Regions from separate parts of the Homo sapiens genome. Here region 1 is linked to region 2. Evidence: chromatin loops called from intact Hi-C (ENCODE). Cell type or tissue: GM12878. All regions are shown on one strand. Region 1 has its middle 36 kb from the start of LRP2. Region 2 overlaps LRP2 (LDL receptor related protein 2).

Region 1 (8,000 bases), 260 kb after region 2:
TGAACATGCAGTAGTACAAGCATATTGGGGTTTTTGCCCTCATTCTGTTTCCAGTCTTGTACTAATTCAAGCAAAGAATTAATAAATGGTTAATAATGGAGCGAGGGAACCATGAGACTGAATATTTCTGGGTCATCAGATGACCTGTCTCAAAAGAACACAAACCCAAGGAAATAGAGGTGCTTACTTAACAGGGCAGCCTGCCCTATCTCTAGATTTGGAGTATCTCTACACTTTTCCTCTACTCAGTGGGAACTCTTTCTCTTCCCAAAGTACTCACTGCCCTTATCTCTCCCTAACAAAATCTGTTAAGTTTATTCTCATTAATGTGTAAATGGTTGCCAAGCCTGAATGTTCTCTTTCACAGAAGTGTTTACACTTACCAAGACATTTTGATTTTTAGAAGTGAATCTCTAGTTACAGAATTTCACATATCAGAGTCAGGGGAGTAGGTCTGCTTTTAGACAAGGAATAACTAAAGTCATCCCACACAGGTAACTATGAAAGCAACCTTTTCTCCTAATGTTGGTGCCCCTATTAATTGAGCACTTACTACGGGCCAGCTTTGTGCCAAGCCTTTTACACACATTATCTCATTTATTTCCACAGGTAGTATCATTATTGTTGTTTTTATTTCACAAATAAAGAAACTGTTAGTATCCAGCCCAAGGGAACACAACAAATAGCACTAAATCCTTCTTTGCATTTCTGAAAGGCCTATTTGACACTGGGTTTAGCAGCAGTTACCCACTAAAAGCAAAAATAGAAACTAGAGGTCAAAGCTTTCCAGCACAGTCCCAGGTAAGGAACTCATTCTTCTGGATCACTGGTGATGGAGGTCTGAGAAGCAAGGAAGCAGGCCCTTTTTTTCCTGTTGGTGGCACCTCCACCCCTCCTTTGTGCTGGACCCTTTCAGAGGCTGCATTAATGTTTTCAAAGCCTCAATAGATTACATGGCAGCCAGACTATAAAGGCCCATTGAAACACTGCTCCAGAAGGCCTGGGGAGCACCCCGCTAGGAGCCCTGACTTCACATCATTCCTAGCTAAGATGTTTTTGGAGCTTCTGAGGCCAACAGGGACCTCAGCTGCATATCAAGGCCAGCTTCTGTACATCCAATCAGGGGATAAAACATCCAACACTCATTCCCTTCTGGACACAGAGCCAGTCATTTCCCTTAACTTTTAGCGGGCAGTGCTGCAGAATCGCTCCAAAGGGGCCTGTTTTATACCATTTGTAGAATTACAAAGCCCTGAGGCTTTTTGAAAGCCCATTTACTGACCAACGGTTCTAACTACTACGCTGAGAAAGAGACCACAGCTTGGTAACAGATATCCCCCAGCACTCCACACCCAGGATGTCACTAACGATCCCCAGGGACATGAAACAAGACTCCACAAGTGCTCAAAACCAAATGAATTCAAAACCGAGGCAAAACCACCCGCAGTGCCTGGGATGGGAGGGGAAGTTGAAACCCAGCAGCAGAGTGCAACAACTCCAGAAAGCTAGGACTCATCGGCTACCTGTTGAAGGTATATCTCAACACATCATGATTACACTGGTTTTAGAAAGAGTACTGGCATTTTGTCCAGAACAGTTTGAATGTCAGTCCAACATAATGGAAGGTGAATTTGCGGCCACAGCAACATACAGTAATCATTGAGACTCATTTGGGGCATCCCTGTTTATGGGATGAGAGATTCAAGTCTAATCTACTGAATTTGGGAAAATACAAATATGCTCAATTCAGTTAAAGAGCTTAGAAGTAAATGAAATCAAATCTGCATTGTTTTAACCAAACAAGGGATTTTTAAAATTTTACTTACAAATATCCAGCTTTATCTAATTTTATGATATGTTTTCTTCGGGGCCCTTACAATGCTGTGGTGTGTCTTGGGGGCCATGATATGGCTGTGGCATGGCTAAATGGACCACCAGCTTCCAAGGAGATTTGTCAGCAAGTGTAAGATAAACAGAAGTCAGAGATATGTTCAAGAGTGTTGGAGGGGTTTGGAAGGAGGAGGAGGAGAAGGGGAATCAAAGACTTGCAGACCATGAGAGGTGAGGATGTCCAGCTCCTCTGCGTTCCATTTCCTCTAATCTGGATTGGCATGTCTGACCAAATTCTTGCCTTTGGTGCCACTTGTAAAATCCTAAAAGATGAGAACATCAGAGCACTATTTAATGTCTTTTTTTAAAGTATGGTCTCAATTCAGAATAAGGCAGATCTACATTAACTGATTCAAAGCAATGTCCAAGATACTTTATTAAATGTAAAAAAAAAAAAGTTTCAGAATGGCATGTTGACTATGCCATTTGTGTATTTAAAAACAGAGGAGCTATGTAGACATAAATGCTTATGTATGTATAGAGTATATCTAGATTCTGGAAGGATGCACTAGAGGGAGGTAATGGTAAGGGAACTGTGAGGCTGAGAAATCCCCCTATATTATATAACCTTCTGAAGTTTCACCTTTTTCCTAGTTTAAAATGGTAATCATATAATAAAACATACCATTTCACTAAAAGAGCTAGATTTTCCAGACAAATATTTGACATATGGAACTTTGAAATTTTACATAGTCAGAACTGTACAGAAATCAAGTCACAAAATAATGTCTTACACAGCTGGCCAAGCTTATCCCAGAATGATTTTTTTTTTTTTTTTTTTTGAGATAAGGTCTCACTCTTGTCACCCAGGCTGGAGTGCAGTGGTGCGATCACGGTTCACTGCAGCCTCAATCTCCTGGACTCAAGCGATCCTCCCACCTCAACCTCCTGAGTAGCTGGGATCAACAGGCCCGCGTGCCACCATGCCCGGCTAATTTTTTTTTTTTTTCTAGAGAGAGGGTCTCACTATGTTGCCCGGGCTGGTCTTGAACTCCTGGGCTCAAGTGATCCTCCTCCCTCAGTCTCCCAAAGTGCTGGGATTATAGGCATGAACCACCACACCCAGCCCAGAATAATTTTAGAACTGCAAATGTAGTGCATTTTTGTTAAAGATGTTTCTTTGGCTGCTATTTTTAGTCTTTTTTTCCTCCTCAGATTCTCTGAAGATTATAATCTTCATGGTAGTGGACTAGAAATCACAAAGATTTTAAGAGAGAAAATGTGTCCTATTAGCTATAAATAAAATCACTCTCCTAACTCTCTCCGGAGAGAATGAGAAAGAAAAGCTGGAGTCATAAAAGAGTGTTCTTTCCCTGTGACTGTGGATCAAGATTGACACCCAGTGGCCAGATACAATCCTTTTTTTCACTGACATTCTTGCTATATAATTTGACATTTCTAAAATTTCCCTTTATGTTTTAGAGGAAAAAATGATTTAAATCTGTGATGTTTACTGAAAGCGAACTGTATCTTAGACAGCCAGGTTAAATTAGTAGGTCTTGTTTCATACATAATTAACAGGTTTATTTCTGTATCCTCTCTGCTTGCATTTTTTCCTAACATTAAGAAGCAATTTTCATTCGGTTGACAAAACAATGTACACTAAGTCCTGTGGAAATGCAACTTTAAGCAAAATGAGGTACAACAGGTCTTTGAATAATGTCTTTTTTTTTTTTTTTTTTTTTTGAGATGGGAGTCTCACTAAGTTGCCCAGGCTGATCTTGAACTCCTGGCCTCAAGCAAGCCTCTTGACTCAGCCTCCTGAGAAACTAAGATTATTGGCATGAACCACCATGGCTGGCTTAGTTATAATGTCAATGAGAAAAATAAAATCGGTTTTGTTATATCTTATTTTGCTTAAAGTTGCCATTTCCAAGAACCTATTGATGACATTGAGGACTTAATGTATTCATTTTTTTTTTTCTTTTGAGACAAAGTCTCACTGTCGCCCAGGCTGGAGTACAGTGGCATGATCTCAGCTCACTGCAACCTGTGCCTCCCAGGTTCAAGCGATTCTCCTGCCTCAGCCTTCCAAGTAGCTGGGATTACAGGCATGCACCACCATGCCCAGCTAATTTTTGTATTTTTAGTAGAGACGGGGTTCCACCATGTTGGCCAGTCTGGTCTCGAACTCTTGACCTCAGGTGATCCGCCCGCCTCGGCCTCCCAAAGTACTGGGATTACAGGTGTGAGCTACTGCACCCAGCCATGATGAAGTCAATATTTTAGCAAATAAAACTAACATGTTTAACACAGATTACCAAAGAGAAAAGTCGTGAATTTAAGAATTAGACACATCAAAGTCCAAATTCTAGCTGGGCAATCTTGAGCAAGTCTCTGAATTTTACTAAATTTCAATTTCCTCCCTATCGTGAGGATTAAATGAGATGCAAATTTAAAATGCTTATCTTGGTACTTGCATGTATGTTATGAAATACACACACACACACACACACACACACACACACACACACAGATATACGTACACGTGGTAGCTATTTTCTGGTAGTTACTACCAGAAAAAGCAAGTTTGTGAAAGTCAAACCCACATGAAGAATATATCTCTTCTTGAATCAACCTTATAGTACCTAGTTTGATGGAGAAGAACAGTGACCCCAGATAATCTAAACTTATAAATAATTCAAAAGATCAAGAAGATGGCCAAACAGGAACAGCTCCCAGTGTGAGCAACGCAGAAGACGTACGATTTCTGCATTTCCAACTGAGGTACTGGGTTCATCTCACTGGGGATTGTCGGACAGTGGGTACAGGACAGTGGGTGCAGTGCACTGAGCATAAGCCGAAGCAGGGCGAGGCATCGCCTCACCCAGGAAGCACAAGGGGTCAGGGAATTCCCTTTCCTAGCCAAGGAAAGGGGTGACAGACGGCACCTGGAAAATCGGGTCCCTCCCACCCTAATACTGCGCTTTTCTGATGGTCTTAGTAAACGGCACACCGGGAGTTTATATCCCACGCCTGGCTCAGAGGGTCCTACACCCATGGAGCCTCGCTCATTGCTAGCACAGCAGTCTGAGATCAAACTGCAAGTCAGCAGCGAGGCTGCGGGAGGGGCGCTCAGAATTGCCAAGGCTTGAGTAGGTAAACAAAGCGGCTGGGAAGCTCGAACTGGGTGGAGCCCACCACAGCTCAAGGAGGCCTGTCTACCTCTATAGACTCCACCTCTGGGGGCTGGGCATAGCCAAACAAAAGGCAGCGGAAACCTCTGCAGACTTAAATGTCCCTGTCTGACAGCTTTGAAAAGAGTAGTGGTTCTCCCAGCACGCAGCTTGAGATCTGAGAACGGACAGACTGCCTCCTCAAGTAGGTCCCCGACCCCCAAGTAGCCTAACTGGGAGGCACCCCCAAGTAGGGGCAGACTGACACCTCACACGGCCGGGTACTCCTCTGAGACAAAACTTCCAGAGGAATGATCAGGCAGCAACATTTGCTGTTCACCAATATCTGCTGTTCTGCAGCCTCCGCTGCTGATACCCAGGCAAACAGGGTCTGGAGTGGACCTCCAGCAAACTCCAAAAGACCTGCAGCCGAGGGTTCTGTCTGTTAGAAGGAAAACTAACAAACAGAAATGACATCCACACCAAAAACCCATCAGTACGTCACCATCATCAAAGACCAAAGGTAGATAAAACCACAAAGATGGGGAAAAAACAGAGCAGAAAAGCTGAAAATTCTAAAAATCAGAGTGTCTCTCCTCCTCCAAAGGAACGCAGCTCCTCACCAGCAACGGAACAAACCTGGACAGAGAATGACTTTGACAAGTTGAGAGAAGGAGGCTTCAGATGATCAAACTATTCCAAGCTAAAGGAGGAAGTTCGAACCAATGGCAAACAAGTTAAAAACCTTGAAAAAAATTAGACAAATGGCTAACTAGAATAACCAATGCAGAGAAGTCCTTAAAGGACCTGATGGAGCTGAAAACCATGGCACGAGAACTACGTGACAAATGCACAAGCCTCAGTAGCTGATTCGATCAACTGGAAGAAAGGGTATCAGTGATGGAAGATGAAATGAAAGAAATGAAGCAAGAAGAGAAGTTTAGAGAAAAAGCAATAAAAAGAAACGAACAAAGCCTCCAAGAAATATGGGACTATGTGAAAAGACCAAATCTACATCTGATTGGTGTACCTGAAAGTGACGGGGAGAATGGAACCAAGTTGGAAAACACTCTGCAGGATATTATCCAGGAGAACTTCCCCAATCTAGCAAGGCAGGCCAACATTCACATTCAGGAAATACAGAGAACACCACAAAGATACTCCTCGAGAAGAGCAACTCCAAGACACATAATTGTCAGATTCAACAAAGTTGAAATGAAGAAAAAATGTTAAGGGCAGCCAGAGAGAAAGGTCGGGTTACCCACAAAGGGAAGCCCATCAGACTAACAGCTGATCTCTCGGCAGAAACTCTACAAGCCAGAAGAGAGTGGGGGCCAATATTCAACATTCTTAAAGAAAGAATTTTCAACCCAGAATTTCATATCCAGCCAAACTAAGCTTCATAAGTGAAGGACAAATAAAATCCTTTACAGACAAGCAAATGCTGAGAGATTTTGTCACCACCAGGCCTGCCCTAAAGGAGCTCCTGAAGGAAGCACTAAACATGGAAAGGAACAACTGGTACCAGCCACTGCAAAAACATGCCAAATTGTAAAGACCATCGTGGCTAGGAAGACACTGCATCAACTAACGAGCAAAATAACCAGCTAACATCATAATGACAGGATCAAATTCACACATAACAATATTAACCTTAAATGTAAATGGGCTAAATGCTCCAATTAAAAGACACAGTCTGGCAAATTGGATAAAGAGTCAAGACCCATCAGTGTGCTGTATTCAGGAAACCCATCTCACGTGCAGAGACACACATAGGCTCAAAATAAAGGGATGGAGGAAGATCTACCAAGCAAATGGAAAACAAAAAAAGGCAGGGGTTGCAATCCTAGTCTCTGATAAAACAGACTTTAAACCAACAAAGATCAAAAGAGACAAAGAAGGCCATTATATAATGGTAAAGGGATCCATTCAACAAGAAGGGCTAACTATCCTAAATATATATGCACCCAATACAGGAGCACCCAGATTCATAAAGCAAGTCCTTAGAGACCTACAAAGAGACTTAGACTCCCACACAATAATAATGGGAGACTTTAACACCCCATTGTCAACATTAGACAGATCAACGAGACAGAAAGTTAACAAGGATATCCAGGAATTGAACTCAGCTCTGCACCAAGCAGACCTAATAGACATCTACAGAACTCTCCACCCCAAATCAACAGAATATACATTCTTTTCAGCACCACACCACACCTATTCCAAAATTGACCACATAGTTGGAAGTAAAGCACTCCTCAGCAAATGTAAAAGAACAGAAATTATAACAAACTGTCTCTTAGACCACAGTGCAATCAAACTAGAACTCAGGATTCAGAAACTCACTCAAAACCGCTCAACTACATGGAAACTGAACAACCTGCTCCTGAATGACTACTGGGTATATAACAAAATGAAGGCAGAAATAAAGATGTTCTTTGAAACCAACAAGAACAAAGACACAACATACCAGAATCTCTGGGACACATTCAAAGCAGTGTGTAGAGGGAAATTTATAGCACTAAATGCCCACAAGAGAAAGCAGGAAAGATCTAAAATTGACACCCTAACATGACAATTAAAAAAACTAGAGAAGCCAGAGCAAACACATTCAAAAGCTAGCAGAAGGCAAGAAATAACTAAGATCAGAGCAGAACTGAAGGAAATAGAGACACAAAAAACCCTTCAAAAAATCAATGAATCCAGGAGCTGGTTTTTTGAAAAGATCAACAAAATTGAAAGACCACTAGAAAGACTAATAAAGAAGAAAAGGGAAAAGAATCAAATAGAAGCAATAAAAAATGATAAAGGGTATATCACCACCGATCCCACAGAAATACAAACTACCATCAGAGAATACTATAAACACCTCTATGCAAATAAACTAGAAAATCTAGAAGAAATGGATAAATTCATCGACACATACACCCTCCCACGACTAAACCAGGAAGAAGTTGAATCTCTGAATAGACCAATAACAGGCTCAGAAATTGA
Region 2 (8,000 bases):
AACCAGACACTCCAATATCCATGTTAAGATCTGCCCCTGATCTGAAGGTCACCCCATTCCCATTTTCAGAGGGCTTGACGAGACTGCTTAAGCTGGAAAGAAGTAACCAAAACAGTGTCTTGTTATTTAAAACAACAACAACAAAAACAACAAATACAACCTTTCACAATAGTACCCTCTCCTCCACATTGCCAAATCTTCCTCAAATGTAATGCTCAATTCCCACTCTAAATTTACACTGTCAAATATGGTAGTAAGTTCCCTTAGCTACCTGGAAACGTTAAAGCACATTCCTGAACCATGAGATCTAAAAGAAAAAGAGTCCAGCACATAGAAGGATAAAGCCTGGGCCATCACACAGCTGCCTTTTCACTCCTCTCTGACCTGAACACCTACCAGTAGGCACAACCATTTGGACTACAAAACACAGCTTGTCACTCAGGCTTTAGAGAAGCACTTGACTAAGAAGTTGGGATTTGAAGTGACTGCTTTACATCCTCACTACTTTTTGTTTCTGTGGAATCGGTGAACTGCGTATTGTGCTTTTTTAACTTAGAAAGAAAACTAAGTCCTTCACATGGCTTCATATGAATTTCTTAGGCTTCAAACATCAACGTTCCCCATAATGAAACTGACCTTGGCAGCTTGGGCAGAGCAGGCAAAAGGGAGCCGGTCCTTCTATAGTGGAAGAATCCTGCAATTGCCAGAGCTCCAATTACGACGATCAAGAGGATTGTCAACAGCACAGCTACTGCGGCTATAGAAGAAGATAGCAGAGAGCACATCAACACATGGGAGCCCGCAATCCTGGCAGAAACTGGGGGCTAGAACCACTCCTTCAAAGACTGGGTTAAGTAGAAAAGCTGTGACAGCATTCAATGTAGGGGCCATGAGTAATTTCCAAGTTGCTCACATTCTTAAAACTTACTTGTTCCTGGAGAGATGCCTTTTGAAAACGCCATTTCACAATATTTTCCGGTGTAGCCGCTAGGACACCTGAAAGGAAAAAGCAAATCATTCACTAGCTGTTATGTTCTTAGGCTTCTACTGCATTTTTCTGAGCACATCCTGAAGTAGAGAGAGCTTTGACTGCATAAATTACATGTTGAACAGACAATGTATCCTGCATGACTTTTGTTCATTCTGCCAAGAGAAGACAAGCAGAAAGAACAGTGCTCTGATTTTAGAAATGCACTTGTAATGGAGTAGCTGTGGCACTGAGGGGGTGAGTCTGGCCACGAAAACCTATTGGTGTCTAATCTATGCAATGCTTCCTTAGAGAGTACAAATGGAAACCATGGTTATGTTTCTTTCTTTTATATGCTTTCATTAAATGCTTTTTAAAGACATCCATTTATCTTGCTCCATGTTAGAGTTTTCGCAACACAGTCATCTTCTTTCCGAATCCATCCCAGTCTTTCTGCTCATCACGAGTGCCTTGTACTAAAGCAGCCCTGCAGACAGCTCTTCTCCCACAGCCCTGTTGTAATCAACAATACCAGGTGAGTAGGAAAATGCTGCTGCCAATTCTCTAACTCCTTGCTCCCCAAAGTGTGGTCCAAGACCCTGTGGCCTACCTAGAGCTTGTTAGAAATGCAGAATCTCTGTGCGTGAGAATGGGCACTTGAACCAGATCTCCACGGGATTCTTATGCACATTCTAGTTAAAGAAGCACTGCCTCAGTTCTCTGTAGACTCCCTCAAGGGAAGGCAAGCTGGTTAAAATGTAAGAATTAGTGAACTGGTGAGGTTCCTGTATTTGTTTTCCTGGCTACTTTAAGGTCTCAAATTTCCCCAGAAGAGGCAAGGCCTATAGCTGGGACCTCAACATTCAGACTTACTTGCATTTGGGGAGGTCAGTCTCATCAAAATAGCAATTTCCTCCGTGCATGCACCTGCATGGGGGGGGCAGGTTGATAGGCAGTTCGATGGCTGCAGGAAGGGAAAGCCATGCAGGTGTTAGTCAGCTGTACTCAGCAGAGTGCCCACACCATGCAAACCGGCCCAGGTTAGGGGTGGGAGGAGGGGCAGGCCAGCCAATTAGTCTCCCTGTCAAAGCTTACCTTCCCCCTAAGTCCAGTGAGTTTCCTTAAGGTCTTGGAGAGTAACATACATTTAGTGGAAAGAAAGGGGGCAGTTTATAGAATTTTTCCCAAAAAACAATGGAGAGGTACTAGACTCTGGAGCACATATATTAATAGTTACAAGAACCTAGTGGTAAAATAATCTCTTAAAATATTCACATTCTCATTTGAAGTTTTCAGAATTCTCCTCCGTGAACCCAGTTAAAATCAAGAGTTTAATGTAGGCCCACCTTGAAACTTCAACTAAAGACACCAAAGCATCAGTAATTGATCAGTCCACAGGCAGTCACATAGCTACAGATATAGAGATATTTGATAGGCAGTTAGCTAGAGAGCTCCTGAGTTTTCAAGTCCTCCCAAACTGCCCTTACTCCAAGTCCCTGCTCCCAGCTAGGCCTGTACATACTCCCAGGATGTGCCTGATGGGGAATTAGTGCTTCAGTGTCTTTTATATTGAAGATGCTTAATAAGTATAGGTTACATGTGTATATTATTTAAAGAGTCTAGATACCCTCCTGGCTCAGTCCTTCAATCTGAGTCTCCACTCAATGTTCACTGTATCAGACAGGTCTTCCCTGAACACTATCTAAAGGACAATCCCCACTCACCCCATCCTCATCCCTCTTCCTCTGCCTTCATTTTCTCCATAGTACCACCTGAACTACCATGTATTTATTGACTTCTCTATTTATTGTCCTCTTAGAATGTAAACTCAATACACACAGGGGGTTTTGTCTGTTTTGTTCACCTCTGTTACCTCCAGCACTTAGAACAGTGCCTGGCACATAGCTGGCACTCAAGAAATCTCACTGGACTAATTGCTTAATTATTATACCAAACCGAGGCCCTATATGGAATGACTGCCATCATTCGTGTGCTTACTTCGGTTAAAGTTCTTTAAAACAAGAATCTTAATAAAATCCACTTGGCAAAAAGTTTAAATGAGAAAAGTAGTAGATGAGGTGACAACCAGGACCACACTGCTCCCACGATGTGAAATTGCAGTAAGTGGCAAAACAATCTATCCACAGCATGGAACAAATCTCAAAGCCTGAAATTGTCATTTTGTTCCAAATATGGCTCGAAATATTGGATTCCTACCAATATTTCCCCAGTAGCGTTGGGATGAGTGCAAGAGTAGGGGAAGAGGGGTGACAAGAAACAGTTTTTTCTCCCTGGATTCATTCCCTAAACCTGCCAACTCCTCAGCCTGTTTGGAATGAGTCAAAGGGTGGTTCCTGGTCTAACTGCCTGCTCCCCCTGGTGGTAGAAGGTGGTTAAGCGTTTTCCTTTCCCCATCAGCTAAAACTGGGGGAAGGCCCCAAGGATGTGAGCCATAAAATGGGCCGCTAGTGAATTGCAGGACGACTTTTTCACAGGCTTTTCCAGCACCGGATGCTAGTTAGGGACACTAGTTATTCGCCCCCATCCGGCTTATTAACTCCTTAAAAGAGTCATTGAAAAAAAGTCTTGCCAAGAATAGATCACCCACAGCGTTTGGGACTAGAATTAAACCACAGCTTCCTCATGCTGGTCTTCGTCTCCTGATAATATAAAGCACTTTTCAAAAGGTAGCCCTTTTTCAGTTGTCAAAACTGGACATGGTTCTCTACCCTGAGGAGCTACAATTAAGGTTGAGTGGATTCTGGGGCAATGGGAATCCAGCTTGAGGTAGAGGTCTTATAAAAACTCACTCTTCAAAATGTCTTTACAAAACAACACAGCAATAGATTTAGGGACACTGGATCTATATTTCTGCAGATCTTAGCAAATAATTCTCAGCAGTCACTGGAACACAGTTCTGTTTGCCCCCTAAGTCCCACTCAACTCTGTTCATACCTCCCACATCCCTTAACCCTCCTTCCAGCCATCCCCACTCTGCTGCAAAGGACCCAGCATACAGGGATTCTTCTGACTCCTGAAGGCAGCAGAGGAGTGCTCCCAGGCCCCCATAGCTGCTTGGGCAGTGCTCCTACCTGCATCACACTCAGTGGTGCTCCCCTCTATAAAGCTGGAGCCTTGGGGACAGGCACAGCTGTATCCTCCAGGTCTCAGAAGGCAGAGGTGGCTGCAGATCTGTTTGCAAAGGTTGGGCACTGGAAAGCGGGTGAGAACAGCAGTTAGGTCCTGACAGAATGAATAACCTGAATACCCAGCAACTGGAAGTGGCTCTGCCAGGTGACAGCAGAGCCTAGGCATCCTCTCAATACCTCTCGTCCACGTGTCAGCTGGCCACTCACCCTCATTTACACTATCATCTCTGCCACCACACTGCAGTGGGATAGTCCCTCTCTGGGCCCTCCAGCCAATTTCTGTACCACTCACATTTTCTATTGGCATCACTTATCTTCTCTGCTGCCCTGAGAGGTTTGGAAGGTGGGTATCTGGTTCACTGCCTAACCTCAAAATCTACTCAGTGCTAAACAACTTGAGATGGTTCAAAAGACCAGTGAGATCCACATATTATACCAAGATTTGTCACTACCCAAAACTGGACAGATCATAACATATGGTCTATCCAAAGTATACTGGATGTGATTTCCACCCCAACCCTCCAAGGAGACATTTCTTCTGGGTTTCAGTTACCTTAATTGCAAGAAAAGGGAATTTAGAGCAATGGTTCCTCATAATCACCTGGGAGCTATTCAAAACTATTGATGCCAGGCCAGGCGCGGTGGCTCACACCTGTAATCCCAGCACTTTGGGAGGCCGCTTTGGGCGGATCACGAGGTCAGGAGATCGAGACCATCCTGGCTAACACAGTGAAACCTCGTCTCTACTAAAAATACAAAAAAAAAATTAGCTGGGCGTGGTGGCGGGCACCTGTAGTCCCAGGTACTCAGGAGGCTGAGGCAGGAGAATGGTGTGAACCCAGGAGGCGGAGCTTGCAGTGAGCCGAGATTGCACCACTGCACTCCAGCCAGGGCGACAGAGCAAGATTCCGTCTCAAAAACAAAAAACAAACAAACAAAAAAACCTATTGATGCCCATTCACAGAGATTCAGATTTGAATTGGTCTGGGGTAGAGTTCAAGTATTACCATTAAAAGCTCCCTAGGTAAGTCTAGAGCCTTATTAATTCTACCTTAGCATGTATTATGATTTATCCAAGGGTTGTACTGGAGTGGATAATCTTTACATTCCTTCTCAGACTAACATTCTGTGATCCTGATTGTCTGTCATTCAAGATGTAACCACAGACAAAGCATAGCTATAAATTAGTAACACATCTTCCAAAAGCCTCCATCAATATCTGTCTCATTACCATTTCGTCGGCCCTCCAGAGTGGAGATTTTCAAACTTGAATGTGCTATCCATCACCTGGGGAATCTTGCTAAAATGCAGATTCTGATTCAGAAGGTCTGGGGTGGGCCTGAGAGACTGCATTTCTAGCCAGCTCCCATAAGGATCCCAAGACTCCTGGCCCATGGCCCACACTCTGAGTAGCAAGGGACTGGAGCAGCGGTTCTCAAAATGTGGTCACTGAACCAGCAGCATCAACGTCACAGGAGAACTAGAAATGCAAATTCTTAGGCCACCTCAGGCATATTGCATCAGAAGTGCAACAGATGGGGCCCACGAATCTATATTTAACAAGCTCTCCAGATAATTCTGAGGCATGCTCAACTTTCAGAACTCTTGGTTCAAACAGGCTGGGCTGGGGCTGTACTCCCCATCCCCACCCCCACCCCCACCCCCACTCCACCAGCACTTTCCAAAGGAGCCGCCTTCCCTGAGCATCAGCTGCCGGAGGGAGATGCTTTTCCTTCAGGGGCAGCCTCCAGACTTTCCTCTGCCTTCTCCTCAGGGTCCAGAGGCGGTAGGGAGGGGAGATAGCCTTTCCAGGTGTACTGTGCCTTCCTCTCCTACCTTTAAAATTGCCAAGTGTGAGAGCCGCAAGGGCACTTAGGACACAAAAGCTATTCTATTGGTAGGGTCTGGAGTATTCTGGAGTGTTTTGGTGATATACTTCCAAAACAAGGAAGCCATGCCCTAGAAAAGGCATTTGCCACCCCTGTCATCTCATGGGAGTCTCAGCTTTGAGTTGCAATTTTTCAAGGCTGATCAAGGTCTCAAAATATCAGCAGACTCAAGACAACCCCAGACTCCACCCATGACTCACATATGGGGACAGGAAGGGAGTAACTTGTCAAAGGCCACATATCCATAGCATTCAACCTGGGACTTTGGCATACTGAACACTGGGCCAATACAGCAAGATGCTGAGTTTTGGGTTGGATAGAATTGAACCTAAAAATTATTTCATTTCTGAGATTAAAACTCACCCATTTGTTATGTGACTTAGGCACACAAGTTACTAAATCTGTCTCGGCCTCAGTTTCTTTATTTGAGATGAGAATAAAATGTCTTTATAAGGTTTGGGAGGTCTTTATAAGGTAATTGAAGTAATAGATGGCTGAATTAACACTGAAGAGAGAATTTGACATAAGAACTTAGTAAAAGGCTATTTCCTTTCCTCACTTCCCTTTGCCTTTCATCTTGCTCCACACACTGCTGAAGGATAAATTAGCGCACAGGTAACCTGAGGAAGCAGGGCCCAGAAGTGGGAAAGTGAGACAGAGGGGAGCGGGTAGGAATGCACATGACTGGCCATTTTAAACTAAGACCTACATATCTCAGGTTGACCTGACTAGCCTAGCCTTGCAATGGGAAGGATAAGATTTCTGATGCCTATGAAACCCATTTTGTGACTTGTTAACCCAACTCACATTTAGCAGGGGACTGATGTCTGCTGGATTCTGTGGCCTAGAAGTACATATCCATCACTCCAAACAATGATGAGGGCTAATATTTTTACTTACCTGCTGATGGTTTGCATAATTTCATTTGACCACCAATTTTATCTTTCTTTGGTGAAAATGGTTAAAACGTTCCTCTCCCCCAGCAAACGTACATACACATATACCCCTTTCATGCACCAAGAGATTAGCTTGTTGTTATCTACTGCCATCTTCCAGCAATATAGCCATTATTTTGAAATAAGATTTCCAAGTAATGAGGAGCATCTTATACCAAAGTTGGTGATTACCTGACTTATTGTATCTGAGTTGATGAAAGATTCGAACTTGAGTGAGCCAAGGGTTCACTACCAGCGTTTTCTCTTTCTTTCCTTGCCCAAATTTATTTTGTTTCCATACTTCTCCCTTTTCCTTAGATATCCAGTATAACTGGTCTTCAAAGATGTCCAGGCTGTAAGGGTTCATTGCTGCTTACCCACAGGGGAAAAACAAAACAGAAGGTTATTGAAAAGAAAATACCCACTACACCCTACCGCCACTTCTAGATCTGATGTCATTCTGCTTGAATTATTCCCTCATACAATGCCTTGAAGCTCTGGGAATATTCAGGCTGACTTTAGCTACATGGGACTGTGAAAGTGTGCTGCATTAGGAGGTCAAGAAGATAGAAATTAAACCACATTGATGTATACCACCCGACACCAATCACAGGGCCCTAGCTCACTTTCAAGTTACTGATTTTACTGCATTTTTGGAAAACAATTTAAATGGCAAGATTTTATGTTTTCTTTTGAACATAAGACATCTATCTGACCAAATAGGAAAAATGTGATATGTGCTGGGTCATTGCAATTCTGCAGAGTCTGAACAACAACAACAAAAAATGTTCATCTCCTAGATATTTACAGTTGTGCATACTGGGCAATCTAGTAAAGTGAAAATGAATGTGTCCAGAAGCGGTTAGACATGAATTAACATTGGTACACATGAAACCACCTCTACTGGGGCAACCTAACAGGAAACTCAGTTATTTCAATATCTTCTGCTGAGAAGCATTTTTTTTTAAAGTTGTGTAAAAAGGACGAAAAGGATTTAATTATTGCTAATGAACTCATCTGCATTTAATTCAGCAGGTGGGAGTTGGTGGGGGTGGAGGGG

Evidence for each region. Peaks named below come from ENCODE experiments on the same cell type or tissue, not always from the same donor. Only the 100,000 strongest peaks of a DNase experiment are listed, where the experiment ranks them.
Region 1: a loop joins it to region 2, with 2.2 times the contacts of the local background. A loop is called at or near these places in 4 of 110 quality-filtered maps.

The regions. Positions count from the first base shown.
Region 1 is chr2:169,394,662-169,402,661 of GRCh38, forward strand. No RefSeq gene overlaps it. Among named protein-coding and RNA genes, the nearest start is that of LRP2, 36 kb to the left of the region's middle. In GM12878, a CTCF peak has its summit at 3,221 (motif pointing left); no DNase peak of the experiment used is centred here.
Region 2 is chr2:169,138,615-169,146,614 of GRCh38, forward strand. It overlaps LRP2 (LDL receptor related protein 2), which reads right to left. Exons shown (of 79, transcript NM_004525.3): 70 at 7,133-7,309; 71 at 4,060-4,179; 72 at 1,841-1,931; 73 at 929-996; 74 at 637-757; 75 at 1-92. Among named protein-coding and RNA genes, the nearest start is that of DHRS9, 73 kb to the left of the region's middle. RefSeq lists a silencer at 3,165-3,459. In GM12878, a CTCF peak has its summit at 3,354 (motif pointing left); a DNase peak (open chromatin) is centred at 3,377.